Linked DNA regions of Homo sapiens: region 2 is linked to region 1. Evidence: read pairs that join two places in POLR2A ChIA-PET (ENCODE). Cell type or tissue: Panc1. All regions are shown on one strand. Each heading gives the region's core, and the rest is flanking DNA. Links, peaks and the distances in the headings are about the cores only.

Evidence for each region. ChIA-PET counts read pairs that join two places held together with the same protein. Peaks named below come from ENCODE experiments on the same cell type or tissue, not always from the same donor. Only the 100,000 strongest peaks of a DNase experiment are listed, where the experiment ranks them.
Region 2: POLR2A ChIA-PET joins it to region 1 with 5 read pairs; 2 of 35 experiments call an interaction of 5 or more read pairs at or near these places.

Annotation. Positions count from the first base shown.
Region 1 is chr3:178,365,135-178,373,152 of GRCh38, reverse strand. LOC105374235 (a long non-coding RNA gene) reads left to right here. Exons shown (of 11, transcript NR_188692.1): 2 at 1,334-1,402. Among named protein-coding and RNA genes, the nearest start is that of LINC01014, 50 kb to the left of the region's middle. In Panc1, for the core only: no CTCF peak of the experiment used is centred there; no DNase peak of the experiment used is centred there; H3K27ac peaks cover 416 bases.
Region 2 is chr3:177,073,972-177,081,989 of GRCh38, reverse strand. All of the region lies in intron 2 of TBL1XR1 (TBL1X/Y related 1), which reads left to right. Among named protein-coding and RNA genes, the nearest start is that of TBL1XR1-AS1, 41 kb to the right of the region's middle. In Panc1, for the core only: no CTCF peak of the experiment used is centred there; no DNase peak of the experiment used is centred there; H3K27ac peaks cover 680 bases.

The sequences.
Region 1 (8,018 bases), core at 2,015-6,014:
CCTTGTTTCCTCCTGTATAAAATGAAAATCATCATATTTCTACTTCAAAAGGCATTGAGGAATTAAACCACATGTTTAAAGTTCGTAGCAGAGTTCCCATGTAATAATGAACAATCAATAAATAATGGCCATTATTATATGGAACTTTAAGATATCTGGGGTAATGATAAATCATAGGGTCATAATTATATAGGTATTAATTATAGCCATGAGTTTGGGTTATTTCTTTAGGGCTTATCATATAGTAAAAGAAACAGAGTGGTAAGGGTAAACCAGTTGGGGTGGGAAGATGAGAAGTAAACAGCCCATGAGGAAGATAAGAGGTGACTGGAGAAAGGAAAACTAGAAGCTTAGGAAAGAGAGACTTTACAGAAAAAGGAGATTAACAGCACCAAAGGAAGTCCAGCAGTCTAGTAAGATGAGAAAAAAAAATAGTCCATTGATTTTTGGCAGTTATGTATGTTATGATAACTTGAAAACTGTGGGTAGAAATGATATTCTGAGTGTGGATGACAAGTGAAGTTATGACACTTGAGAAGGAGGAGGGTTGGCAGCTAAAGGGGCCAAAGGAAAGGTTTTGTTATTGTTGTTGTTGTTACTGTTAGTTTTGTTTTTCAGGTGGGAAAAATGCATGTGCTGAATGGCAAAGGGCCAGTACTAGTAAGAGACTGGTTTGAAGGAGAAAGTGGGTTGCAAGCCCTTGAGGAGATTGATGGGCTGCGATACAGAGCTCAGTTTCATTCACATACTTGTTTCTTGTTATTCTACAAGCGCAAGAATTTACTTCTTATCAGACACCAAAACCTGTGCTGGAGACATTGTGGCAAACCAGACATATGTTACTCTTATTGTCATGGAGCTTCTACTTTATATTCTGGATTTTATTCTAAGTCCAATGAGAAGAATTTACTGAAGAGTTTTAAGCAGGGAAATCGTATGGTTGTTATACAGCATTACTGCAGTAATAGCTAGTGCTACATAGAAATAAAGTAATATGTTAAAATGCAACATGGGAGCATTCAGAAACACATAAAAATGGACTGAGGTGGAACTCATGGTTTAGCAGGGAAAACCCGGCACCTTTGTCCTAGCTCTTTCCTCAGCCTGGGTCCCCCTTTCCCTCAATATTTGTAAGGCTAGATCCTTTTTGTAATTTATTTCAGGTTAAACTTCACTCCCTCAGAAAAGCCTTTCCTAACCTTGAGTCTAAAGTAGCTTGCAAGTTGCTCTCTACTACACGCTTTAATTCTTTAGATATAACTGATACAATCTTATGATTTTTATTTAAATATTTATTATGTATTTATTTTTATCATCTCTCTTTTTCTGTTAGATTCTAAGTTCCATGAAAGCAGGCATTGTGTGAATTTCTCCTGCATCTGGAACTGGCCTAGCACACCAAGTAAGTGCTTGATAAATGAATATTATGAATAAACACATAAAAGCATAATATGATGTAGCTGCAGAAACAGAGGCAAGCACCAAACTCTACGACAATACAGAGTAAGAAAAAGCACAGAGACTAAGTGTCATTTATGTATCAACAGAGAAGTATACCAGGGAACATTCTATCTCAGAGAAACTAGACTTGTGATCAATTAATAGCTTGTCAAACTGCCAGTAAATAATGAATAATGAAGGTGGGATTTGAGCTCAAATTGAAGTAGGTTCAGATTCCATACACTTTACACTCTTCCACATTGCCTTTCCTTTCCTTTCTCCCATGGACAGGGTAGTTTTTATTAGCTTCCTACAGACAAAAGATACAACCCCCCTAGCTTAAATCAGGAAGAATTAGATATCCTGAACAGACCAATAACAAGCAGCAAGATTGAAATAGTAATTTAAAAATTATCAACAAAAAAAAGTCCAGGACTAGACAGATTCACAGCAGAATTCTAACAGACATTCAAAGAAGAATTGGTACCAATCATATTGACACTATTTCACCAGATAGAGAAAGGGGGAACCCTCCCTAAATCATTCTATGAAACCAGTATTGCCCTAATACCAAAACCAGGAAAGGACATAACCAGAAAAGAAAACTACAGACCAATATCCCTGATGAACATAGATGCTAAAATCCTTAACAAAATACTAGCTAACTGAATCCAATAACACTTCAAAAAGATAATCCACCACGATCAAGTGGGTTTCATACCACAGATGCAGGTATGGTTTAAGATACGCAAGTCAATAAATGTGATACACCACATAAAAAGAATTAAAAACAAAAACTTACATGATCATCTCAATTGATGCAGAAAAAGCATTTGACAAAATCCAGCATTGCTTTATGATTAAAACTCATAGCAAAATTGGCATAAAAGGGACATACCTCAATGTAATAAAGGCCATCTATGAAAAACCCATAGCCAACGTAATACTGAAGGGGGAAAAGTTGAAAGCATTCCCTCAGACAACTGGAGCAAGACAACGATGCCCACTCTCACCACTCCTCTTCAGCATAGTACTGGGAGTCCTAGCCAGAGCAATTGGACAAGAGAAAGAAATAAAGGGGGTCTAGATCCGTAAAGAGGAAGTCAAACTGTTGCTGTTTGCTGATGATACGACTGTTTACTTAGAAAACCCTAAACTCCTCCAGAAAGCTCCTAGAACTGATAAAAGGATTCAGCGAAGTTTCTGGATAAAAAATTAAGGTACACAAATTAGTAGCTCTTTTATACACCAACAGTGACCAGCTGAGAATCAAATCAAGAACTCAACCTCTTTTACAACAGCTGCAAAAAAATAAAATAAAATAAAATACTTAGGAATATACCTAACCAAGGAGGTGAAAGACATCTACAAGGAAAACTACAAAACACTGCTGAAAGAAATCATAGACGACACAAACAAATGGAAACACATCCTATGTTCATGGATGAGTAGAATCAATATTGTGAAAATGACCATACTGCCAAAAGCAATCTACAAATTCAACACAATTCCCATTAAAATACCAATGTCATTCTTCACAGAATTAGAGAAAAACATTCTAAAATTCACATGGGACCAAAAAAGAGCCCACATAGCCAAAGCAAGACTAAGCAAAAAGAACACATCTGGAGGCATCACATTACCTGATTTCAAAATGCACTATAAAGCCATAGTCACCAAAGCAGCATGGTATGGGTATAAAAATAGCTACATAGACAAGGGAACAGAATAAAGAACCCAGAGGTAAACTCAAATACTTACAGCCAACTAATCTTTGACAAAACGAACAAAAACATAAAAAGTATATGTTGGAACTTAATCCTCAATGCAACAGTGTTGGGAGATGGACCCGAATAAGAAGTGATTAGTTCATAAGGGCTCTGCCCTCATAAAAGGATTAGTGCTTCTATTGCAGGAGTGGGTTTGTTATCATGGGAGAGGGCTTATCTATAAAAGGATGAGTTTGGCCCTCTTTTTGCTTGTGTGCTCTCTCTCTCTCCCTCTTTCTCTCTCTCTCACACACACACCCCTTCTGTTTGCCCTTCTACCGTGGGATAAAAGAGAAAAAAAGCCCTCTCCAGACACCAGTGCCTTGATCTTGGAGTTCCCAACTTCCAGAAATGTGAGCTAATAAATTTCTGTTTATTATAAATTACTCACTATGTGGTATTCCACTGTAGCAAGACAAAACACAAAAATGCTAAATGTTACACTTTCCACCTTCCAAGCCTCCTTTTGTTATTCCCAACCCCTCATCAATGGATTTTATATTTTGAAAGATTTCGTTCAAGTTGCATTTATTTAGTATAATTTCCTCACTTTTTTAAAAAAAGTGTGTGTACATGCCAATAAGAGCCCATCCTCAGTCTGAGATAAACAGTGGTATGTGTGACTTGAACTATAGCAGAGCATTGGCCTCTGAAGGTTTAAACACTCATGGAGGTACATGACACAGTGACAGTCATTTCACCCAGATTTGTATTTGCTTTGAATGTAATGGAGTTGATGAATGAGCTGGTAGGGAGCCTGGGTGTCTGCCCAGTTCTCATCTCCAGGCAGCAATGTTGAACTATACTCTTCACTAACCATTTGATGACTCTTATAAAGGGATTAAAAACTTTATTTTTTCACACATTCATTGTATTTGAGGTTAGCATTATTATCCTGAGTATGCTGTGGCAATATGATTTATAGGTTTTTGGGTGCGTGTGTACGTATGAGAACTTATGTTAATAGCTATAGTCTGGAGCTAAAAAAATAAGGATATGTAGGGGTGCCGTTCATTTTTAGATATAATATATATCACTTCAGGAGATATTATATACTATGATGTATCCATGAAGTGAAGTTTCTGGGATCACCTTGGGATTATCAAAGGTGTGATATAACTTTAGCCAAAGCAAAGAAAGTTGCCATTTTAGTTAGCCTATACAGTCTCATTATGTGCAAATACAAATTATAGCTAATTAAATTTCTGAAATATTTAAAGTAACTTCAGATTTCTATTAATATCTTTGGGAACCCTTAGGTAGCAAAGAATTTCAGGTTGGAAACAACTGCCCTCATAGGGATCTAATTAATGTTTTTTGAGTTAATGAAATGATAACGTTTTGTCTCTGAAAAGTTCAACCACTTCCTCATTTAGTACAAATTTGAGAGTTCAGTAGAAACACAGTAAACGAGAAAAATATAAATTTTGGCATGATAAAATGAAATATGGGCACATGAAGATGTACTATTTATATGAGAGAAACGAAGAAAGAAAAAAGAAAGAAAGAAAGAAAGAAGGAAGGAAAGAGAAAGAAAGAAAGAAAGAAAGAAGGAAAGGGAGGAAGGGAGGAAAAAGGAAGGAAGGGAGGGAGGGAGGAAGGGAGGGAGGGAGGAAGGGAGGGAGGGAGGAAGGGAGGGAGGGAGGAAGGGAGTTATCTGGAGGTTGAAAATCTGTTAGTACAATAAGGTCTGTCTTCAGGGAAAATTTTGAAATTGCCATAGTGTAACTACAAAGGAAGACTAAGAAAGCTAAGACCATAATTTCTTATGAAAATTCCAACCTGAATAAAGGAAACCATTGCTAATTCATATCTGCAAGTCACCTTATCTAATTCCCATTTTTGGTAGGTACTTGCAACGCATAAGATGCCTGCCAAAAATGCTGGCTGAGAGGAAACAATATTCATGCCAGTGTTGAAATACCTTGCCAGATTTCAGAGGTAATTTTAGGTCACCAGTCCCATGCCAAATACCTTCCCATTTTAGAAAGACTACTAATATATTAGGATGGGGAACATCAGAGAAGGGATTTACTAAGACTCCATCTCTATTAAAGCTCTTCCAATAGACATTACTTCAAAGTTAGATTTCTTTCTGTGTTTCTCCAAAAGGCTGCAATAAAAATCTGACTGCTAATGACAACTCATTTAGCAGGATGACAGTTGCTTGATGCTCACAGGGAATGAAGCAAGCATTGCCAGATGTGTGCCATACCCTCTTTTAACAGCCTCATTGCAGAGTATCTTCACTATAATGACCATTAGAATAAACCATATTCTATTAATGAAGAAAAATCTTACACTATCAATTAATAGCCTTTAAAAAATGTGAGAGAGCAGAAGGAAACTCTGAGAAATAGTAGAATGCTTTATTCTTTGTACTAGATGAATTGATTGCTACAGCATTTAAATCTATGGGGTAACAACGCAGTAGGGTTTTTGGACCACAGATATATCAACATAAATCCTTATTTACATTCATTTAAGAATTCATAGCACCATTTGTTATGAGGAATATGGCTTTTTTAGGCTGCCCCTCTGTGTGCAAGCACACTCTCACACACAATAGCATTTGTATGATTTAAAATGTAGATAGCAGTAAGTCTGGATTCTGAATAGTTTTATGTAAAATTTAATAAAAATGCAAGAAAGGATTCTTTTTTATTATACTTTAAGTTCTAGGATACATGTGCAGAACGTGCAGGTTTGTTACATAGGCATACATGTTGCCATGGTGGTTTGCTGCACTCATCAACCCGACATCTACATTAGGTATTTCTTCTAACGCTATCCCTTCACTAGTCCCCAGCCCCCGACAGACCTGGGTTTGTGATGTTTCCCTCCCTGTACCCATATGTTGTCATTGTTCAACTCCCACTTATGAATGAGAACATGTGATGTTTGGTTTTCTGATCCTGTGTTATTTTGCTGAGAATGAGGGTTTCCAGGTTCATCCATGTCCCTGCAAAGGACATGGACTCATTCTTTTTTATGGCTGTGTAGTATTCCGTGGTGTGTATGTGCCACATTTTCTTTATCCAGTCTAACGTTAATGGGCATTTGGGTTGGTTCCAAGTCTTTGTTATTATGAATGGTGCTGCAGTAAACATATGTGTGCATGTGTCTTTACAGTAGAATGATTTATAATCCTTTGGGTATATACCCAATAATAGGTTTGCTGGGTCAAATGGTATTTCTAGTTCTAGATCCTTGAGGAATTGCCACACTGTCTTCCACAATGGTTGAACTAATTTATACTCTGACCAACAGTGTAAAAGTGTTAATATTTCTCCACATCCTCCCCAGCATCTGTTGTTTCCTGACTTTTTAATGATCACCATTCTAACCGGGGTAAGATGGTATCTCATTGTGGTTTTGATTTGCATTTCTCTAATGACTAGTGATGATTAGCTTTTTTTTTTCATGTTTGTTGGCCGCATAAATCTCTTCCTTTAAAAAGTGTCTGTTCATATCCTTTGCCCAGTTTTTGATGGAGTTTTTTTTTTCTTGTAAATTCGTTTAAGCTCCTTGTAGATTCTGGATATTAGCCCTTTGTCAGATGGATAGATTGCAAAAATTTTCTCCCATTCTGTAAGTTGCCTGTTCACTCTGATGACGGTTTCTTTTGCTGTGCAGAAGCTCTTTAGATTAATTAGTTCCCATTTGTCAATTTTGGCTTTTGTTGTAATTGCTTTTGGCATTTTAGTCATGAAGTCTTTGCCCATAACTATGTCCTGAATGGTATTGCCTATGTTTCCTTCTAGGGTTTTTTTATGGTTTTAGATCTTATGTTTAAATCTTTACTTGATAATGAGTTGATTTTTGTATAAGGTGTAAGTAAGGAGTCTAGTTTCAGTTTTCTGCATATGGCTAGCCAGTTTTCCCAACACCATTTATTAAATTGGGAATCCTTTCCCCATTTCTTGTTTTGTCAGGTTTTTCAAAGATCAGATGGTTGTAGACGTGTGGTGTTATTTCTGAGAACTCTGTTTTGTTCCATTGGTCTACTATGTGTCTGTTTTAGTACCAGTATCATGCTGTTTTGATTACTGTAGCCTTGTAGCATAGTTTGAAGTCAGGTAGTGTGATGCCTCCAGCTTTGTTCTTTTTGCGTAGGATTGTCTTTTTTGGTTCCATATGAAGTTTAAAGTAGTTTTTTTCTATTTCTGTAAAGAAAGTCAATGGTAGCTTGATGGGAATAGCATTGAATCTATAAATTACTTTGGGTAGTATGGCCATTTTCACAATATTGATTCTTCCTATCCATAAGCATGGATAGGAAGAAATGAGTTTTCCATTTGTTTGTGTCCTCTCTTATTTCCTTGAGCAGTGTTTTGTAGTTCTCCCTGAAGAGGTCCTTCACATCCCTTGAAAGTTGTGTTCCTAGGTATTTTATTTTCTTTGTAGCAATTGTGAATTGGAATTTGCTCATGATTTGGTTTTCTGTTTGTCTATTATTGGTGTATAGGAAAGCTTGTGAATTTTGCACATTGATTTTGGATCCTGAGACGTTGCTGAAATTGCTTATCAGTTTAAGGAGTTTTTGAGCTGAGACGATGGGGTTCTCTAAATATACAATCATGTCATCTGCAAACAGAGATAATTCGACTTCCTCTCTTCCTATCTGAATACCCTTTATTTCTTTCTCTTGCCTGATTGCCCTGGCCAGAACTTCCAATACTATGTTAAATAGGAGTGGTGAAAGAGGGCATCCCTGTCTTGTGCTGGTTTTCAAAGGGAATGCTTCCAGGTTTTGTCTATTCAGTATGATATTGGCTGTAGGTTTGTCATAAATAGCTCTTATTATTT
Region 2 (8,018 bases), core at 1,377-5,376, 1.3 Mb after region 1:
TCACACTGTGTACCAGCTAGTTATTTAAACATCAAATTCTCCTTAACTTCTAATTTTAGTACCAGTGTCTTCCTAGAGGAGAATATTTTACCCAAACAGAAACAATAGTTCAGTTAGACTTAAATTTTATATTGTATATTATATATACAATACTGTAATTATACTGACTAAAGACAATACTATTAATTGTATCTTATAATTAGTAGTTGTATTTTCATTATTAAATATCTTTTTTTTTTTTTTTTTGAAGTCAGGGTCTTGCCTTATCTAGTCAGGCTGGAGTGCATGCAGCGCAGTCACGGCATACTGCAGCCTCAGAGACCTCCTGGTTTCAAGTGGTCCTCCCACCCCACCCTCCTGAGTAGTTAGGACTACAGGCATGCACTAATATTTAAAACTCTTTGTAGAGATTAGGTCTTGTTATGTTGCCCAGGCTGGTGTAGAACTCCTGGGCTCAAATGATTCTTCTCTCTCAGCCTCCCAGAGTGCTGGTATTAAAGGTGTGAGCCACCACAACCCACCTGTTATTAAATATCTGAATGTTTAAGTCTCTGAAAAAAATGATGGACAAGGTAAGATAGATGGATAAAATTGCTGAAAACAGCTCATGATCAAAATAGAACCCTAAAGAGTTATCTGTATATCCATGTGATTTCTGTTATTTGCCATCATAATACCAGAATCAAAATGAAAAATAAATTTCATGTAAATGAAAGTTTTGTTTCAAAGATTTCTATCACAGAGACACATTGATATTACATCCATCTTAAGACTGGCCAAGAACAAGAGAGAAATCTTATTAATGATTCTGAATGTCGTATTAGGAGATACTATGTATTGCCAAGGTGAAATGTTCAAATGACTAAGTAGTGGACTTGCATGTGTGTCAAGTTATTTTATAATCACTTTAGGTAATTTGCATTTAAGAAAAACTTTTAAAAACAAGCTTTTTCCATATGAATGTTTCATCATATCTTTACATCCTTTAAAAGTTGATTTCTAAGATTTTCTTGATTGTAGAGATACGTTTACTGGTTCTCATATCCTTGAAGTGTTAAGTCTGCCAGGTAAGAACCTTAGCATCAACATAAGCAATGAAGTATAAAGGAACAAATAAATATAAAGTAGAACATCAGCTGATCTTTGAACTTAAAGCTAGTTGTTAAGTTTGTCAGACCCTGGAGGATTTGCTAGAACCAGGCAGTTAATTGTATTTAGGTAATTTAGTTAGAAAACCACAGTTTTTGAGGTACCAGGACCTATTGTTACTGATAGATGTTTGATTTCTTTCAGTATAGAAAACTTAAACATGGAGACACTCTTTTAAAAAAATGTTTCTGTGTGTCACTGAAAAAAAATATATATTTTTTCTTTCAGTTAGCTTTATTGTCAGAAGGAGAAGCCAGATTTCTATTTTGAGAGAACCAGAAAAAAGTATTATGAGTAGGGAAAATATGCTCATTAACACAGAAGGATATCACAAGCATACTTATTGTTTTATTGCATGTTAAATTTAAATAGTTTAATTTACTCTAATCATTTTTCTTGTCATTTTATTCTTTGTTCAGTTATTTCATCAGGGGCAGTTATGGGCACTTTATCACTTAAAGTAAGTACTAGCCCAAAGGTGTACTATTTTCTAGATTTACTTGGGCAGTCTGGCCAAAGGTGAATAGGTCTTTTCGGGCCATAATTTGGGTTACTCATTACTAATTCAGCTTAGATGTTAATGATAAAGCCTGATAATGTTACTAAGGCTGATATATTCTAAAAACCTTTCTAGCAGTTAAAAGTTAGAAAGCAATTGCTTTTTGCAATTTAAAATTTTGTGTATGTCCTTTTTATTGAGGACATAATTATGTCCTTATGAAAATTATTTTCAACCTTGTTCCCTACTGCTGTTTCCAGTGTTAACAGTTAAACCTTACTGTTAACAGAAATCTTACATTTGATTGATTCTTCCTAAATTCATCTTTAGGATCACTCAGTGTTAAAGCTAGAGGAGCCCTTTCAGATTATCTAATTCAGTACCCTCATTTTACAGATGAGGAAACTGAGGCCTTGGACTAGAACAGAGGTCTCCTGACTCAGTCCAGGACTCTTTCTATTACATCATGCGGCCTGATATTTGTCTTTATGGAACTCAGCAACATCACATACAGGGTGAGCTTTTTTTTTTTTTTTTAAATGAACACATAAAGTGATTTGCTACCCTCATTAGTTACTAGTCCTCATTCTTGTCTAACTCTTATTTTCCTTTTCTACCCATATTTATTTTAATTGATTATATAGACCCAATTACTTGTGACACTTTTTTATTTTACTGCTACCTCTTCTTGACGTTTGACTATTATTTTTAAGAGTTAAACTTTCAGAGGATTTCTTACCAATGATGACTGCCACTTTATCACGCACTGTAGCAACAGTCGATTAAAATTTATAACAGGAATTATTTGTAGAGTGTTACATTTAGATTAAAAAAATTACAAATAAGTCCAAGAGTGTGGATAAGATCTAAGCAGCTATAATACTAGATACAAATTTTTTTTTTTTTTTTTAAATGGAGTCTTGCTCTGTCGCCCAGGCTGGAGTGCAGTGTCGTGATCTTGGCTCACTGCAAGCTCCACCTCCCGAGTTCACGACATTCTCCTGCTTCAGCCTCCCGAGTAGCTGGGACTACAGGCGCCTGCCACCACGCCCAACTAATTTTTTGTATTTTTTTAGTGGAGACGGGGTTTCACCGTGTTAGCCAGGATGGTCTTGATCTCCTGACCTCGGGATCCACCCACCTCGGCCTTCCAAAGTGCTGGGATTACAGGTGTGAGCCACCGCACCCGGCCGACATTTTTTTTGTGAAATACCGACATCCCAAGAAATAATCAGCCAACAGTGTGATGTAACTGCCATTAAAATAGCCTATGCTACGAATGCATGGATTTACACAGATTTATGTTTTAGGTTATTGCATTGTTTTCTGTATCGGTACTCAAATTGGCTTCTGTGTCCTTTTGAGAAGTCCCTAGCAGTTTTTTTTTTCTTTTGAGACGGAGTCTCACTCCGTTGCCCAGGCTGGAGTGCAGTGGTGCAATCTCAGCTCACTGCAAGCTCTGCCTCCCGGGTTCACGCGATTCTCCTGCCTCAGCCTCCCGAGTAGCTGGGACTACAGGCGCCCGCCACCATGCTCGGCTAATTTTTTGTATTTTTTTTGTAGTAGAGACGGGGTTTCACCGTGTTAGCCAGGATGGTCTCAATCTCCTGACCTCGTGATCTGTCCGCCTTGGCCTCCCAAAGGTTTGGGATTACAGACGTGAGCCACCGCACCCAGCCGATATTGTTTTATTTTAATCAAGGCAAAACTGTATGTAAATACTGCTTGAATTATACTTTATTTTTTTTTTTTTGAGATGGGGGTCTCACTCTTTCGCCCCAGCTGGAGTGCAGTGGTGGTATAATCATAGCTCACTACAGCCTCAAACTCCTGGGCCCAAGTGATCCTCCCACCTCAGCCTCCCAAGTAGCTGGGACTACAGGTTCATGCCACCATACCTGGCTAATTAAAACCAAAATTTTTTTTTTTTTGTAGATCCTGGGTCTCCCTATGTTGCCCAGGGCTCAAGTGATCCTCCCGCCTCTGCCCCCCAAAGTGATGGAATGACAAGTGTGAACCATGCACTCAGCCGAATTATATTTTATATGCTGGAGCATGAGAGCTATGTTTTATTATTTATGAAAGTTTAAAAATATATTTGAATAATGTTTTAGGTGCCTTATAAGATACAGGCTGCTGATTTGTTTTGTTAAAACAGGCAAAAGATTTATTCATTCTGAAGAGAAACCAGATCATGACAGACTGCTTTTTAAATGCTTATAATTTGGTAGTGGTTGAAAAAATATGCATATTAAAAGGTGACATCATAATAATGTTAACACTTAGTGGGTTATAAATGGCTTTTCCATGCATTCCCACCTGTGAGGTGTATAGATTAGGTTTTATTCTCTTTCACAGTTGAAGAAACTGGGGCTCCGGGAAGTTAAAATGACTTGATGTAATGCCTTAATGTCAAAAGCCAGTAGCATCAAAAAGAAAATGTCAACGTTCTGACTTCTGGTCAATAATCTTTTTACTGTTGTCCAGTTTTGAGAAGAGCAATAAAACTGCACTTAGGGGTACAGGAGGAAAGTAGCCAGACATCTTTAATGTTGATATTTGAATAGGTATCATAAAGAGATAATATTTGAAGAAGAATAGACAAATTTCAACAAGTGCAGTTGAAACAGAACTAAAAGCAGAAAAGTGGAAATTTGTGGGACATGTTAGAATGATACCAGCATACTCACTTGAAGAGTAAAGTGCATATAAAGGTGGTACCATATGGCTAGATAGGTACTTTGGAACCATAGAATGGAGAACTTAGGAGACTCTTAGGCTGTCGTAATAATACAGGTGATAGGTACTGTAGAAAGAGAGACGTGGCTGTAAGAGGTGTTGGATACATTTTAGAACGTGTAGATTTTTAAAGCTTCATTTGTATTATGTGAATATAAGTTATTTTCCCTTTTCCTCAAGGACTCCATCTCACCAAAAGCCCCTCATTTTCAGGTGAGATCTAAAGTAAATAAGTATTTTTCCCTTCTGAAAATTTTCTTTTATGATGGATTTAACATAGTTTCTTACCTGCTCTATATTTATAAAAAGTTTCAAGTTAATAATACTAATAAAACTATTATTATAAGACTACCAAAAGCAGTTTAAAATTTCTTTGTGGTTCTTTTTAGTTCTTAGATTATATTCCCTAGAGATGTATGCAGCGAAAGTACTGTTGTAAGGTGTGTTAGTGTTCTTTGTTAGTAGACAGTTTTACTGGTTTACAATACTAAAATGTTCTTTCTCATTCATTTTGTATGTAGATAAGGTGGGTTGACTGTGGCTCTCTTCCAGTTGTCTGCTCATTTGGATAGCCAAGCTGTTGAAGTAGACCCCATATAGGACATGCTCGTTGAGCAAGAGAGCTGGCAGACACTTGTAATGTCTCTTAAATCTTGTGATTGGATATAGTGTGTATCACATCATCTGGAATTCCACTGGCCAAATTAGGTCACATAGCCAAGGTCCAAGTTGCTGGGATGGGGATGAATAACTCTATTTCAGGAAAAAAGAATGCTTAAATTCTGAACCAGTAATACATTCAACCTCTACAGCCACTTAAATTGATTCTTCCCATGTGTTGATGCCATCATAGTTACCATTATTAGGGTTAGTTTTGTTTTTTGTTTTAAGGGGATTCTCTGATAACCAAGGTGGACAGATGACTGAAGGTAAGAAGAAAAGGCTTTTGTTACCCTTGTCTGTACCTGTCTTCTACAGCATGGAAGGGGCAAATGATGGAATCTGTATTTGTCTTCCCAGGCTTTCTCAGCTTAGTGTGACTGTTATAGATTGAATTGTATCCTCCTAAATTCGTAAGTTGGAGTCCTAACCTCCAGTACCTCAGAATGTAATCTTACTTGGAAATAGGGTCCTTATAGAGATACTTAAGTTAAAATGGGATCATTTAGGTAGATCGTAATACCTTATGATTGGAGTCCTTATAAAAAAGAGAAAATTTGGGCACATACAGAGGGAGAACAGTGTGAAGACACAGGGAGAACATGGCAAAGTGACTAGAGTGATGTGTCTACAAGCCAAGCTCTATGGTCCGAATTTGTCCCTCCAAAATTTATGTTGAAACCTGATCTCCATTGCAGTGGTATTAAGAGGTGGCTTTTTTGGAAGTGCTTAAGACATAAGGGCTTTGCCCTCAGTGAATAGAATTGTGACCTTATAAAAGAAGTTGAAGGGAACCCCCAGGCTCCTTAAACAGTATGAGGAGGACATGGCCAGAAGGCACCATTTATGAAGCAGAGAGCCTTCACTAGGCACTGTATCTGCTGGCACCTTGATCTTGGGCTTCACAGCCTCCAGAACTGTGAGAAAAAACTTCCGTCTAAGGTATTTTTTGTTGTATTTTGTTTTTTTGTTTTTTTTCCGGTAGCCCCAAATGGACTAAGACACCAAGGAAGCTAGGAGAGAGGCCTGGAACAGACCCCTCCTTAGCACACCTTCAGAGGGAATGCGGCCCTGTGAACACCTTGATTTTGGACTTCTATAAGACAATAAATTTCTGTTGTTCTAAGCCTCTTAGTTTATGGTACTTTATTGTCACGCTAATTTAGAACTTTGCTAGAAAGCACCTTTAAATAGAAGTTTGGCAGCCAAGGCAGGAAGAAATTAGCTTGAGGCTAGCTTATTTTTTAACCTTTATTGTGTAATGAGTAGTCTAACTGCTAAGTAGATGGCAGGAGGAGAGGGGTCTGTCTATTTAGATTGGGAAACATACCTTCAAATCTGTTACTTTTTCAGCCTGAAAAAGTGAAATATACTTGAGTTAGTTCTTTCTAAGATGGAAATCTGTATTGAACCACACTATACTGATTAGTAGGGAAGTTTTGAAAGCTAGAAGATATTATGAATTGTGTCCCCACAAAGATATGTTGAGGTGCCAACTCCCAGTACCTGTGAATGTGACTTATTTGGAATGGAAATAAGATCTTTGTAAATCAAGTTAAGATGACGTTATTGGCATGGGCCCTATTCCAGTATGACTGGTGTTTTTATAAAAAGAGGGAAATTTGGACACAGACAACACACAAAGAGGAGAATGCCACGTAAAGACTCAGACACAAAGCAAGGTGGCCATGTGAAAATGGAGGCAGAGACTAATTTTGCCGCTACAAGCCAAGGAATGCCGGGTGCTACCGAAGCTGGAAGATGGATAGAACGACTCTCTTTTCCGTTGGAGGGATCGTGGCACTGCCAACACAGTTCACTTCAGGCTTCTAGCCATAGAACTATGAGACAATTAGTTTCTGTTGTAATTTTAAGTGGCCCAGTTTGTTGTAGCTATCACAGTAGCGCTGGGAAACTGATGCAGAAGGACATGTGGATTTTGAGAGTACTTTGTGGTCTTTGGGGCTGTTGTCTTACATCATTACATTTTGTACAGATTACCAGAATGGATAAACCACAAATTCCTAAACCGTGTTGTGCATGGTGTTCACCTTCACATGTTTCAGAAATATTAAGGTACTTAATATTACTCAAGTTTGAGAAAGATTGAGTTAAAATGTATTTATGTCTTTATTGTGATATAAGTAAGTTCCTTGGAAAGCAAAACATTAAGATATTATTCATTAACATTTTGTTATATTAGGTTGTTCAGCCTGTCACCTACCTGGCTTTAAGGAACGAAATATACTTGGTGGCGGTGAGGGTTGGGGAGGTAGCATAGAAAACTTGGAATATAAGTCTGTTTGAAAAGGGCAGTGGGCTCCGTTGATGTTAGAATGCCGGGGATCAGATTTCAGGCTCACGAGAAGGTGGGGATGAGGAAGTTGTCAAGGCAGAGAGGTTAATTAGTGAAATAGTGCCCGATTTTGAGGTGGTTGGTAAGAAAAAGGTTGATCTAGGGAAAGCGTTGATAGAAGCGTAGGGAGAGCTGTGCTTACTCACATTTTTCCCTAGGCTTAGGCTTCCTGTTGGTAAAGAGGTTGATCATGGCTCATACGCAAGGACTTTGGAAAGAAGGAAAACCCTATCTTATGCTTGAATATCTTCTAATATATCCACAGCAATTATTGATGCAGTCAGGAATAGCAGTGTGAGTGTAGACTAGTTTCTTGGCATTATTAAACACATATGCCTCTCTATTCTCTAGCTCTTTCACTCCCTACATCTCCTCTGTTCTTTCTTACGTATCCTCAAGGTACACAGGGATGGGTATGGAAACTGTACCAGGTATAACTTGGAAATCTGGCTATAAAGAATTTCAGATTTTTTGCCCAGCTAGCCCTGCTCCCTTTATTCCTTATGTAGCAAACAGGTTGAGTATGTAATGAATCAATTCTCCAGTACCAAAGACCTGCATTCTTTGTTGCTGTGTATGTGGTAAAGAACGCTACCCCATGTTTGGAGTCCTGAA